3 separate regions of the Mus musculus genome follow, and all the other regions are linked to region 1. Evidence: chromatin contacts called from ENCODE Hi-C or POLR2A ChIA-PET data. All regions are on one chromosome and are shown on one strand. The core of a region is the stretch at or near the end of the contact, and the rest is flanking DNA. Distances in the headings are between cores, read along the strand shown.

What was found. A loop is a pair of places that touch in the nucleus more often than their neighbours do. ChIA-PET counts read pairs that join two places held with the same protein, here RNA polymerase II (POLR2A).
Region 2: a map of left cerebral cortex shows a loop between it and region 1 (9-fold over the local background). The contact joins the promoter of Zfp54 here to the promoter of Zfp52 in region 1. A Hi-C loop is called at or near these places in 1 of 37 maps with a recorded cell type or tissue (left cerebral cortex). POLR2A ChIA-PET finds 5 or more read pairs at or near these places in 1 of 5 experiments (Patski).
Region 3: a loop to region 1 is called in a map of v-Abl transformed pro-B cells, with 2.3 times the contacts of the local background. The contact joins the promoter of Zfp983 here to the promoter of Zfp52 in region 1. A Hi-C loop is called at or near these places in 1 of 37 maps with a recorded cell type or tissue (v-Abl transformed pro-B cells). POLR2A ChIA-PET finds 5 or more read pairs at or near these places in 1 of 5 experiments (Patski).

Annotation. Positions count from the first base shown.
Region 1 is chr17:21,533,656-21,537,647 of GRCm38, reverse strand. It overlaps Zfp52 (zinc finger protein 52), which reads right to left and starts at 2,109. Exons shown (of 5, transcript NM_144515.2): 1 at 1,815-2,109. It overlaps 9330136K24Rik (RIKEN cDNA 9330136K24 gene), which reads left to right and starts at 1,770. Exons shown (of 3, transcript NR_131123.1): 1 at 1,770-1,825; 2 at 3,177-3,220.
Region 2 is chr17:21,421,680-21,425,524 of GRCm38, reverse strand. Zfp54 (zinc finger protein 54) reads right to left here and starts at 2,281. Exons shown (of 5, transcript NM_001379357.1): 1 at 2,208-2,281.
Region 3 is chr17:21,648,980-21,652,986 of GRCm38, reverse strand. It overlaps Zfp983 (zinc finger protein 983), which reads right to left and starts at 2,376. Exons shown (of 7, transcript NM_001357098.1): 1 at 2,115-2,376; 2 at 1,042-1,184; 3 at 642-720.

The DNA.
Region 1 (3,992 bases), core at 860-3,359:
GCCCTGGCTATCCTTAAACTCACTGTGTAGACCAGGCTGGCAAAGAATTCCAAGATCTACCTGCCTCTGCCTCAGGAGTGCTAGGATTAAAGGTATATGCCACCACAAACTGGTTTATAAAATGCCCTGTCTAGCTGTGAAAATACTGTGACCGGATTCCCTCAAAGAGAATACTCTGATTTCCAGACTCTAATTTACAACATTAAGAATTCAGCAGAGGGGTTGGAGAGATGGCTCAGCAGTTAAGAGCACTGACTGCTCTTCCAGAGGTCCTGAGTTCAATTTCCAGCAACCACATGGTGGCTCACAACCATCTGTAATGGGAATCCAATGGCCTCTTCTGGTGTGTCTGAAGCCTGCAACAGTGTACTCACATATATAGAATAAAAAAATATTAAAAAAAAAAAAAACTCAGCAAAAGTGTTGGGGTCCAAGAGTTGCCCAACAAACCACACAAACAAATCCTGATCTCTGTAAGCCATCTGATCCTTGATGGTTTTTTGAAGGCACAACCTAAGACTCATAAGTCAGGTAGTAGACTTCAGGGGCTGAGCAACTACACAAATATCTTTTCCTGTAAGCTTATAAAAGGAGGAAAAAAACCCAAAGAACAGAAAGCACAATGAGATCACATTCAGGTGCAGGAAGGGCTCTGCTCTGACTCAAGCCATTTTAGACTAACAGTTCATGTTGACCTTTAATTTGATAGGTCCTACGTAAGGCTTTGTGGAAATTCTTAAGATTAACAAACCTCAAACAGAACATAACAGGATACGTGATCAGCATGACCTTGCTCTGAGTCAAGTTATTTTTCTGTGTCAGTGACTGGCAGGCATGTTACAGCAACAATCTGAAATAGCTGGCATGCATGGAACAAAATGGCTACAGCTATTCTGAGATGGGGCAGACCTCAACAAGAAGACACATTTTTTTTTCTTTTTCTTAGCTGGCTTTCCTTCCTTGATTGTTTGCTTTCTTCCTTTCTTCTTTCCTTCCTTCATTATTTATTCTCTCCTCCTCTTTTTTTTTTTTTTTTTTGTAATTATTTTTATTGTTTTGTTTTTTGAGACAGTGTCTCACCATATAGCTCTGGCTGTCCTGGAACTCACTATATAGCCTTTGCTCCTGAGTGCTGAGATAAAACGTGAGTGTCACCAAGCCTGGCGCCACTCTTTTCACAATTTGCATCACAGATTGCATACGTTCCCGATGGAAAATTAATAGTAGATAGACAGTTTACTTTTAAAACTTAATTTTTACATCCATACCAGTAAAACTCACAACAAACAGTACAATCAAATTCATTTAAGTTTGCAGGAGTTCCTTTCGTGACTAAAAGCTCATGGGGAATCCACCACATGCCACTTTCTTAAATAGAGAAGTGGTAGAATACGGAAGTTAGTATGGATGATTGTAAATTTCAATAGCTTTGTCCTTTCCGTCATAGCAAAGAGAGCTGCGTTTTCAAATATTAACTGATAAATTCAAATATTCTACTAGATCAGCCAGAAGGTCAATAAAAAGAAATAGTATTATTCCAGTTAATATTACTGAAAATTTATCGACGAGGGTCTGACATCCACAGCACAATTTTGAGAGTCGTTATCCTTATGATCAGAGGGGAAATTGATCCCGCTCTGCTCCCCTCCCACTCCTGCCCATTCCCCAGCCCCGCCTCAGCTCCTCGGACCTGGAAGGTTCGAGCGCCTCCCTCCCTTGTCCCCACCCCCACTCCCACTTCCTCTCCCCCATCCCCCGCTGCTGCCTCTGCCAGCTGCTAAACTGCTGACTCTCCCAGGATGCTCAAAAGGTACCTGCGGTATAGGTAAGTTTTCCGGTTCTGCGAGCCCCGCCGTTTCCTCCATACTCAGGTCTCCACCACGCGATTCCACACTGTGCAGCCGCTCTACCCCTCAACCCCAACCCCAGCTCAGTCTTGTACCGGATTCTTGACACTCCAGACTTTGACTTTTTAGTCCCACTTCCCAAGCTAACACACCTTGCTTCCTAGCTTCCCTGGCCTCAGTCTTCTAATCCCACCCACACTACACCCTTCCTCTACACCCAGCCAATGTACCACATCTTCCATCCTCTATTTCTGGGCGAGTGGGCCCGCCCAGCGGAGACCGGCCCCTCCCACTCTGTCTCAGGCTTCTTTCTGCCACAGCTCTTCCCTTCAGGTTGCTCTGCACAGTCTCCCCACACTCTTGCAGCCAGTCTAGACCAGAACTATATCTGGTAGGACCCTGCACCCCGATATCTGATCCCCATAGTGAATTCTGAATCTTTCAGATGCAAAACAGACAACCTAAGATCCCCATCTCACTATCATCCTCTCCACCACATACTGCATACCAAACAACAGGCTAAATTCGGATGCCAGAGTCCCATCCCCAAAACACAAACATGAGAAACCAAAACCAAATACTTCAATTTTGATTTGGAGAGAGACTTTTCAGGAACGTGGATTTGGGGGAGGGGGGAGGTTGTCTCAAGAACTCAGTGGTCAGTGTTGGGGTCCAGCAGTAGCCCTACATGCCACACAAACCCTGATCTCAGTCAGACAAGGACAGATAATTGGATGCATACCCTAAGACTGATCAGAATTTGGGGGCTGAGCTACAACCACAAACACTTCTCAGGACTGGTTTAAGAATGAAAAAAATCACAATGCGCTCATATGCAGGTGCAGGAAGTGCTGACCTGTGGTTTTCTCTGACCCAAGCTATTTTTGCTAGCCAGACAGAGCAGTTCTATCTGACCTTTATTCTGATTGGTCCTAAGTGGAGCATATAATTTTCAAAGTTCTTAAGATTAACCAACTTCAGAACACACAGAAGATAACAGGGTATGTGGAACACGACCCTGCTCTGAGTCAAATTATTTTTCTGTGTCAATGACTAACTGGCATATTACAGAAACAATGTGAAATAGCTGGCAGGCATGGAACAAAATGGCTACAGCTATGTTACAGGGACAGACCTCAACAGTCAGGACTGAATTCATACTTCATTGAACTTCTTTCACCACTAGATGGCGGACATGTCATTTTAGTAAAGCAGAAACAAGTTTGTCTTCATGATTCCAAAAGTGCTTTGAGATAAAACCTAGAACTAACTCTCTCTCTCTCTCTCTCTCTCTCTCTCTCTCTCTCTCTCTCTCTCTCTCTAGTACAGTGGTGTACGCAGAGAATCTTGCACGTCCCAGATGCAGAAAATAAGTAAGGTTTGTGGTCCCAACCCTAGAAAAGTCAGTTTTACAATCCAATGTCTAGCTCTGAGAAGCATGGAGGAAGAAGAGATGGTTAGGAAATAAGAAGGGAGAGAGGGGGAAAGGCTAAGAATTCCAAGTCTAGAGTTCTCTAGACTCCATACAACTACTGCAATCAGTAACCAAGAGCAGCTGTCCTTGCCTGCACTGGCCCCACACAAGACCACGGTCAATCTAGGAAAGGGAAAAGGCTTTACCTCTCAGGCATTGGCAATGGATAGACTGTAGAAGAAGAATCACTGGCTTTAGTTGTCATCCTGTGCTGAGCACATCAGGCTCCTGAACATAGCTTCAAACCCACAGTCTCACAAATGGCTCTGGTTCATCTTAGTGGGTGCCAGGCAATATGAATAGACATGAACAAAGTGACTGTTGGAACTGTGGACCAGGATAGCAGAGAGGTAGGAGTGAGAATGGGCAGTATTTGAAGTGGGCACAGAAACACACAATGCTGTGATATACATGCATTTTATCTTTGTGTGTGTGTATGTGTGAAATAACTAATAATAAAAAAATCGGGGCATTCATTCATGGTAGACAAGGTTTCTCTGTGTGAACCTGTGCTTAAAGGCCCGTGATAACATACCTAGATCAATTAAAAAAAAATCAGTGTGTAATTTCTTCTTAGTTCTAACAGTATCTGATGGATTTTTTTTTTTTTTTTTTTTTTCAGTTTTGAGGGCCAAGATGGCCTTGAATTCACTGAGATCAGCAGTTCCTGA
Region 2 (3,845 bases), core at 1,032-3,531, 110 kb after region 1:
ACAAGGGCAACACCAAGAGACATGCTGATAAGGCAGGGAGAAAAATCACTAGACCTCGATTCTAGTCAAACACTAAAGAATTCTGAGAATTGGAGAAACAGTCTTCCCCAGAGATAGTCCACCATGTGGCTCTCCAATACATCCCTGAAAACATACAGACTGAGTAGACTGTATTTTTATGTTTAGGAACTCACACAATCATACAACAATAACTAAAAGAAAATTATTAAAAATCATAAATGCCTATGTAAATTGAAGATTTTGCATCATCTACATCAAAGTGATTAGAATGGTTTTATACCATTTTCTATTATTTATACTCACATAAATAACATTTAAAATGGGGTGGAGAGATAGCTCAACAGTTAGCTGTGCCTGTTGTTCTTGCTCCAAAAATCATTAAACACTACATCTAGAGATTAATTTTCATCATTTTATAATACATTAAAATTGCTGAAACGAAAACCATTTCTGAAGATCTGATCAGTGATGTGTATGGAATAAGGACAGCATCACTCACATGTACAATCAAGTAAAAGTTTATTGCCTCCTAGTATCAATTCTTCTGTAGAAAGTCTTCTCATCTCTATATTAGGATAATCCTGAGGAGATTTTTCTCAGTGGAAGTCTCTAGAATTATTTCTAGTGAAACAGAATGTGGCAAAACTGATCTCATGGCCCACTTCCACATTTACCTGAACCCCTTGCCTTCCCTTGACCAATCCCCCAACATACCTGGATCCTTAGCTACTGTCTCCTCCCTGTCCACCTTCCAGGTCTGTGTTCTGTTCCACAGGTGAGCTGATCTGGATGATCAGTGAGCCTGTACTTGGATTCCTAGCACAGTACTGTGCTCAGTCAATAAAGAGGAACAAAACTGAAGACTGTACAATGATCCCCCAAATGCCATTCAGTGTCAGAATATTGAAAAATATTTAGAAAACATTTTCAGTTAGTCTAGCGTGAACCTCACTTCCAATCACAGCTTCTTGAAAACTTATGGGTAGAAATGAAACTGGATGATTGGAATGAGAATAATATACACTAATAAAGTTCTGAACTTATCATGAACTGAAAATGATGGAAGCCTTTGTAGCTTGATCATGGACTTTTTTTTTCTCTCTCTCTCTCTTTCTCTTTAGGACAGCAGCTTGGCCACTTTCTGACCCAAGGGGCTGGAAATGGCAGTTATGGCCCTAAGAGAAACCTGGGGATGATGCTGGGGTAGGAGGGGAGGCTAGTCATTTCAGTGCCTCCAGGGCCTTAAAACCTGGAAATCCCTTCATTACTCAGTGTTAACAGATTACATTGTTCCAGCTTTAATGACCAAGCAATACTTCAGGACCCACTGTTCTTTTCCAGTACGTCATTTCACATGCTCCAAAGACACTATAAACACCCATCCCTCTGCCTAGCCTTCCAACTCTCTTCCCTTTCAGAGTAGCTGCCATTCTGTTTATCTGCAATATATCTCTTGCACGATGTTTGTTGTGTGGTGTGACTTTGTTGTATTGCTTTTGCTCCTGACTGCAAAGATGCCCTTGCTCTTAAAAATTCCTTACATGTTCCTTTCATTACTGATAGTTAAAACCTCTCCGTAGGTGCCAAGTTCCCAGGTATACAAAGAAATTAGTGTGGACTAATGTAAATTTCAGGAGCGTTGTCCTTTCTATCATAGCAAAATAACAAGAACAAAACAAAAACAACAACCAAACCAAACACGTTTGCCAATATTAACAGATAGTTTCAAATACTCCACTAGAGTACTTCTATAAGAAAAATTTGCCAAGAGAATAAATGGAAAAAAAATCAGTATTCATCAACTTAGTATGGTCTAAAATCTATGGGCAAGGGCAAGACATGAAGAGCAGAATTTTGAGAGCTGTCATTTTTATGAGTAGCCGAGGAAATATCTCACCCCTGTCTGATTCCTTCCCTTTCCCAGCCCCTTAGCTCCTCTAACCTGGTAGGTTACAGCCCTCCCCCACTGGGCTGTGGTTCCACCGGTTGGGCTGCTGCCTGCTGACTCTCCCAGGATGCCCCGCGCGGCACCTGAGGCTCAGGGTAGTTTTTTGCGTCCCCTTGAAACCCTTCTTGTATCCTCTGACTCCAGGTCTGCATCACAAGATTCTCCACGGTGCATGCCAGCGAGTTCCTCGAGGAAGACGTCCTTGCCACTTTTGGGTTTGGCTCCTCAGTCAACTTACCTAGGTTCACTAAAGAACAGTCCCAGCTATCACGCCACTCCTCTAATCCCAGCTCCATTCAACACACTTCCTCCACACAACACACTTCCTCCACACCCATATACTGTCCCCAACGGCTGTTTCCGGTGAGTGGCCCCACCCCCCCGGAGACAGGTCCCTCCCTATCAGTCTCAGGCTGCGGTCCACACAGTTCCAGCTGTCAAGCTTCTCTGAACCCGCTCTCCACAGACTCCCCACAAGTTTGCTGTCAGCGTAGACTAGAACTGGATCTGACAGGACGCTGCACCCGGATATCTGACCACCATACTGAGTTCTGAACCCTTCAGATAAAAGATAGCCTTACACCTCGACTTGACTACCAGCCCGTGAGCGACAAACTTATCCCAAACAATCCCAACACACAAAAATGACAAGTCAAAACCAAATCCTGAAAATTTGACTTGCGGAGAGACATTTAAAGAACTTGGATTTTGAAAAGAAATAGGTGTCTCAAGAAGTCAGTGAATTTATCTTGAGCTGCATGGCTTTCACCACTAGATGGTGGTCTTGCCATTTTCCTAATTCAGAGAGGAGTTTGTCTTCTGTGACTCAAGATAAAAGTGCTTTGAGATAAAACAGACTGTACTAACCCAGCATAATCCCAAAGAATAAACTAAACATTTTCTCTCCTGCCCACGAATAAGCTTAGTCTTCACCCCTTATCAAGAAACTTTTCTCTACTACAGAGACCACTGTAAAAAACTACAGTAATCACAATGCAGAGTTGTGATCATTATGGGGTAGGTCATTATGAATGTTTTGTCTACATTGCCCACTATAATAACTATGATCACCTTGTCTCTGGTGATTCGATGCTGCCACCTGGCCTTTGTTACCTTGGGGCAAAATTAAATCCATTACATTTAATTCATTCAATTGAGTAGCAGTATCTCCAACCCTAAGGTCTGGCACAAGGAAAAGGGCAAGAACAAAACTCTTCAAATGTGCTGTTGCCCCTCTCGCCAGTTTTTGTCCAGAGATACTAAGAGCAACAAGCCAGGCAAATCAGTTTTCTTATTTCCCTCCAAATTGTAGAAAACTTCGTGTACAGGGTCACCTAATTCACACCAGTCACAGTTGATGAATCAAGATAATCAAAGGCATTTGCATATAGTTTCCACCACTGGCCTCCTATATTCTCCAAGCTCCCAGGGGAGAAAGTATCTGGAGAAATTTCAGGAGTTGAAGGTGCCTAGTGAATTAGAAGATGCTGACAAATTATTAAACGGATTCCAGATTCTTAAGACATTCATTCTTATACTTCTGCTCCTCTAGAACCAATCCTGGTACCAACTTGTGTCTTAGTTAGGATTCTCTAGAGTCACATAACTTATGGAATATCTCTATATACATTAAGGGGATTTATTGTAATGACTTACAGTCTGTAGTCCAACTAACCCAACAATGGGAAGCTGTGAATGGGAAGTCCAAGATTCTAATAGTTGCTCAGTCCCATGAAGCTAGTTGTTTAAGCTGGTCTTCTATGGAAGTAGGTTTCAACAGATATGCTGGTGAGTGGTTGAAGAAGAGTGAATCTTCCTTCTTCCAGTGTCCTTATGTAGCCCTCTAGTAGAAGGTGTGGCCCAGATTAAAGGTGTG
Region 3 (4,007 bases), core at 1,127-3,626, 120 kb before region 1:
TGGCTTATTCTAATTGGTGTAGCAAGTAACCTTTTTAGGCTTTCCTTGCTTTGTATAGGAAGATTAAGTAACCCTTTGGCCTAGTCGCTCACTCTGCCTGCCCTTGTGGTTTTTTAGCAAAGCAACAGTATGTTTTGAACTTATGGATCAGCTATTAACCTCACAGCTATTAAATCATGGCTATCAGAGTCAGGGGAATTTCAGGGACAAGGTCAGGGTGGTTTGTGGTCTTTCTTAGAATTTAGTGTGGGTCAGGGTAGGGGACTTTCTCTGGGAACTGCTATCTTGTTATGGTTATTTTTCTGAGAACAGCTCATTTTGGTTTGGCAGCTGCAGACTTAGTCATTTTGACCGCTATGGTTCTGAACGTCCCTTCAGGGGAGAAGGGGCTGGGTGGTCTTGAACTTTATTTTGGACTCTACATAACATCACTCACATGCACAATCAAATAAATTTTATTTGCCTCCTAGCATTCAATTTTTGTGTAGGAAGAATTGTAGGACAATTCTGAGGTGATTTTGTCTCAGTGGAAGTCTCCAGAATTATTTCTAGTGAAACAGAAAGTGGCAAAACTGATTTCATGTCCCACTTCCACATTCACTTGAATCCCTTGCCATCCTTTCACCAATCCTCCAACATACCTGGATCCTTAGGTACTGTCTCCTCCCTCTCCACCTTCTAGGTTTCCACAGATAAGCAGGTCTGGGTGATCAGTGAACCCTGCACATGAGAAAAAGAGTATTTAGCAAGCACCTTCATTTCTGGCACAGCACTGTGCTCAGGAGATAAAAAGAAAATTCTACGGCGATCCCCCAATTCTCATGCAGTGTCAGAATACTGAAAATATTTAGGAAGCATTTTCAGTTAGTGTAACTTGAACCTCACTTTCAGTCACAGCTCAGTCAAGTCTCAGGGGCACAAATGGAACTGAATGACTGGGATGAGAATATGATACACTAGAGAGGTTCTGAATTTATTATGGACTAAAAAAGGATGGAAGCTTTACACTGTCAAAGATCTCACAATTGCAGAATAACTTGCCTCTTCCTGAGGAGGAACAAGGGAGGCTGGAAGCAAACTGTTCTCACCCACACAAACCAGAGTGCTGAAATTCTGCAACAAGGCCTTCCCAGAAGGGTCCTGACACTGCCTGTTCTTCTGGAAGTCCACAGTCACACCAGTGGCTGAGAAATGACCACAAAATACAAAACAGCAGTTTAAGTCCTTGTCCTGGTGCACACCTTTAGTCCCAAATGTAGGGATTAAAGGCGTGTGCCAATACCACCTGGTTTATAATGCGCAAACTGTGAAAATACTGTGACCTATACCCTCAAATAGCCTACTGTGCCTTTCCAGGTTCTAGGAACTCAGCACAAAAACACGATTTTCTTTTCTTTCTTTCTTTCTTTCTGTCCTTTTGTTTTTTGTTGTTGTTGAGACAGGAGCTCATCATGTAGCTCTGGCTATCCTGACCTCACCAAGCAGACCAGGCTGGTCTCCAACTCTTTGATCTGCCTGCCTCTGTCCTCCCTCCCCCATGCTGGGATTAAAGATGCATGCCAACAAGCCTGGTGCATTTATAGCAGAATATTGCATTTACATCAGGGAGTGCATGTCTCCGAAGGAAAGGTAATGGTGGGTATAGAGTTTACTTTTAAATGTTAATGGTTAAAACCATATCTATGAAACTCGCAAAAAAATATGCTTTTGGATTCAATTACATTTGCAGCCACTCCTTTCATGACTGCTGTCTAAAAGCTCTCAGCAGATGCCAAGTCACCAAGTATGTTCACGGGTATAACAAGGGAGTTAGCATGGATGAATGTAAATTCCAAGAGCTTTGTCCTTTTCACCTAAATAAAGAGAACTGTTTTGCAAGCATCAAAAGATAAATTCAAATATTCTCCTAGACCACTCTACTATGAATATTTTGGCAATCAGGTGAACAATAAAAAACAAATCAGGATTACTTCAGTTCATATGACCTAAAATTGTGTTGACAAGGGAAGAAACCCACAGCAAAACTTCAGAGCTTGCTTCCTTAGGAACAGCAGAGAAACTGATCACAGCCTGGTCCCCTCCCTCCCCTTTCCCAGCCCCTCAGCTTCTCTGACCTGGGAGGATCCAGGGCGGTAGGGAGGCGGGTCCAGCTGCTGCACTGCAGACTTCCCCACCATTCCCCGCGCGGCGCCCACGTCAGCCCCGAGTTTTACCTTCCCCGAAGTCCACCCTGTGTTCTGACCCCAGGTCTGCACCACATGATTCCCCACGGTGCAGGCCTGCTTGCTCTGCACCTGAACAGGTCATTGACACTCAGGCTTTGGCTCTCAGTACAACTACCCAGGCCTCATCAGCCGGTTCCCAGCTTCCGTTTACGTCACCCCCTAACTCCTCCCACTCTGAACACTTTTCTACATCACACACCCGCCTCAACAGGCCACATCCTCACACCCTCTGTTTCCGGGTAAGTGGCCCCGCCTTACGGAGATAGCTCCCTCCCATTCTGTGTCAAGCTGCCTTCCACACAGCTCCAGATGTCAGGCTGAACAGTCTCCCCTCATGCTTGCTGCCAGCCTAGACCAGAAGTGAGAAGTGGACCTGCTAGGAGGCTGTGCACCCAATGTTTGACACACACAGTGAGTTTTGAACCCTTTATATCCAAGATAGCCTGACACCTGGACTTGACAACCAGCCTCTGGGCTACATAGTTCATACCAAACAGCAACAGGCTCTCCCATCCCAACACACAAACATGAGAAGCCAAAATACTGAAATTCTGACTTAGGGAGAGACATTTAAAGAACTTAAGTCAGAGATCTGGTAGCTTTTGCTACCAGCCCAAGGCAGAATTCACCCCGCAGTGTACTGCTTTCACCACAAGAAGGCAGACTTGCCAGTTCACTAACTCAGAAAGACATTAGCCTTCTATGACTCATACTTAAAGTCCTTTGAGAGAAAATATAGAATTTCTTCCTTCTGTCGTTCCTTCCTTCCTTCTTTCCTTCCTTTTTTAATAGAGTGATGGGTGCAGAGACTCTTGACTATCCTGATAGAGAAAATAAGTAAAACTTAAGCCGTCAGCTACACCATCAATCTCTACCTCTGGGGACACCACCAAGGAAGAAGAGGTGGTTAGGAAATAAGAAGGGAAAAAGGAGGGGAAAGGCTAAGACACGACACAGCATTCTCCAGACCATACAACTATTGTAATCAGTAACCAACAGCAGCTGTCTTTATGTGCACTGGCCTCACACAAGACCACAGTCAGTGTAGGTTAGGGAATGGCACACACAACCTCTCAGATGTTGACTATGGATAGATTCATAGATTCTAGAAGAGTGATGTGCCTTTAGCATATCAGGGTCCAGCACACATCAGGCTCCAAACCCACAGTCTCACAAATGGCTCTGGTTCATCTCAGTGGATCACAAGCAATATGAATAGATATGGACACAGTAGAGTGACTGTTGGAATTGTGAACCAGGATAGTGGAGAGGTAGGAGATGAGAGTGGGCAGTATTTGATGTGAGCGCACAAATGCACACACACATTCTGTGTGTATATACATGTATATGTGAGTGTAAAATAGTTAATAATAGAAAGATTGGGAGGATTCATTCATTCATTCATTCAGGACAGGATTTTGCCATGTAAACCTGTTTTTAAAGGCAACAGTTTAAATGATTACATCAGTCTGTAATTTATTGCTTGGTAGCATCAGTATCTTATGGGATTTTTGTTTTTGTTGACTTTGTTGTTGTTTTGCAAGATAAGTTGGCCTTGAATTCACTGAGATGAACCTACTCTGGCTCTAGCATGCTAAGGTTACAGACATGTGCCACCATGCTGGACTCATTATCTGCTTTAGAAAGAGCTAATATCAAGAGTCAGGAGTTGTCATTAGTCTCCCTGTGGGAGCCCCACATTTTATGGAGACTTTGGTGACTCACTGTAACTATTGGCTACAGGAGGCATGCAGCCAGCTCTTAGAGTGATTGATGGACTAA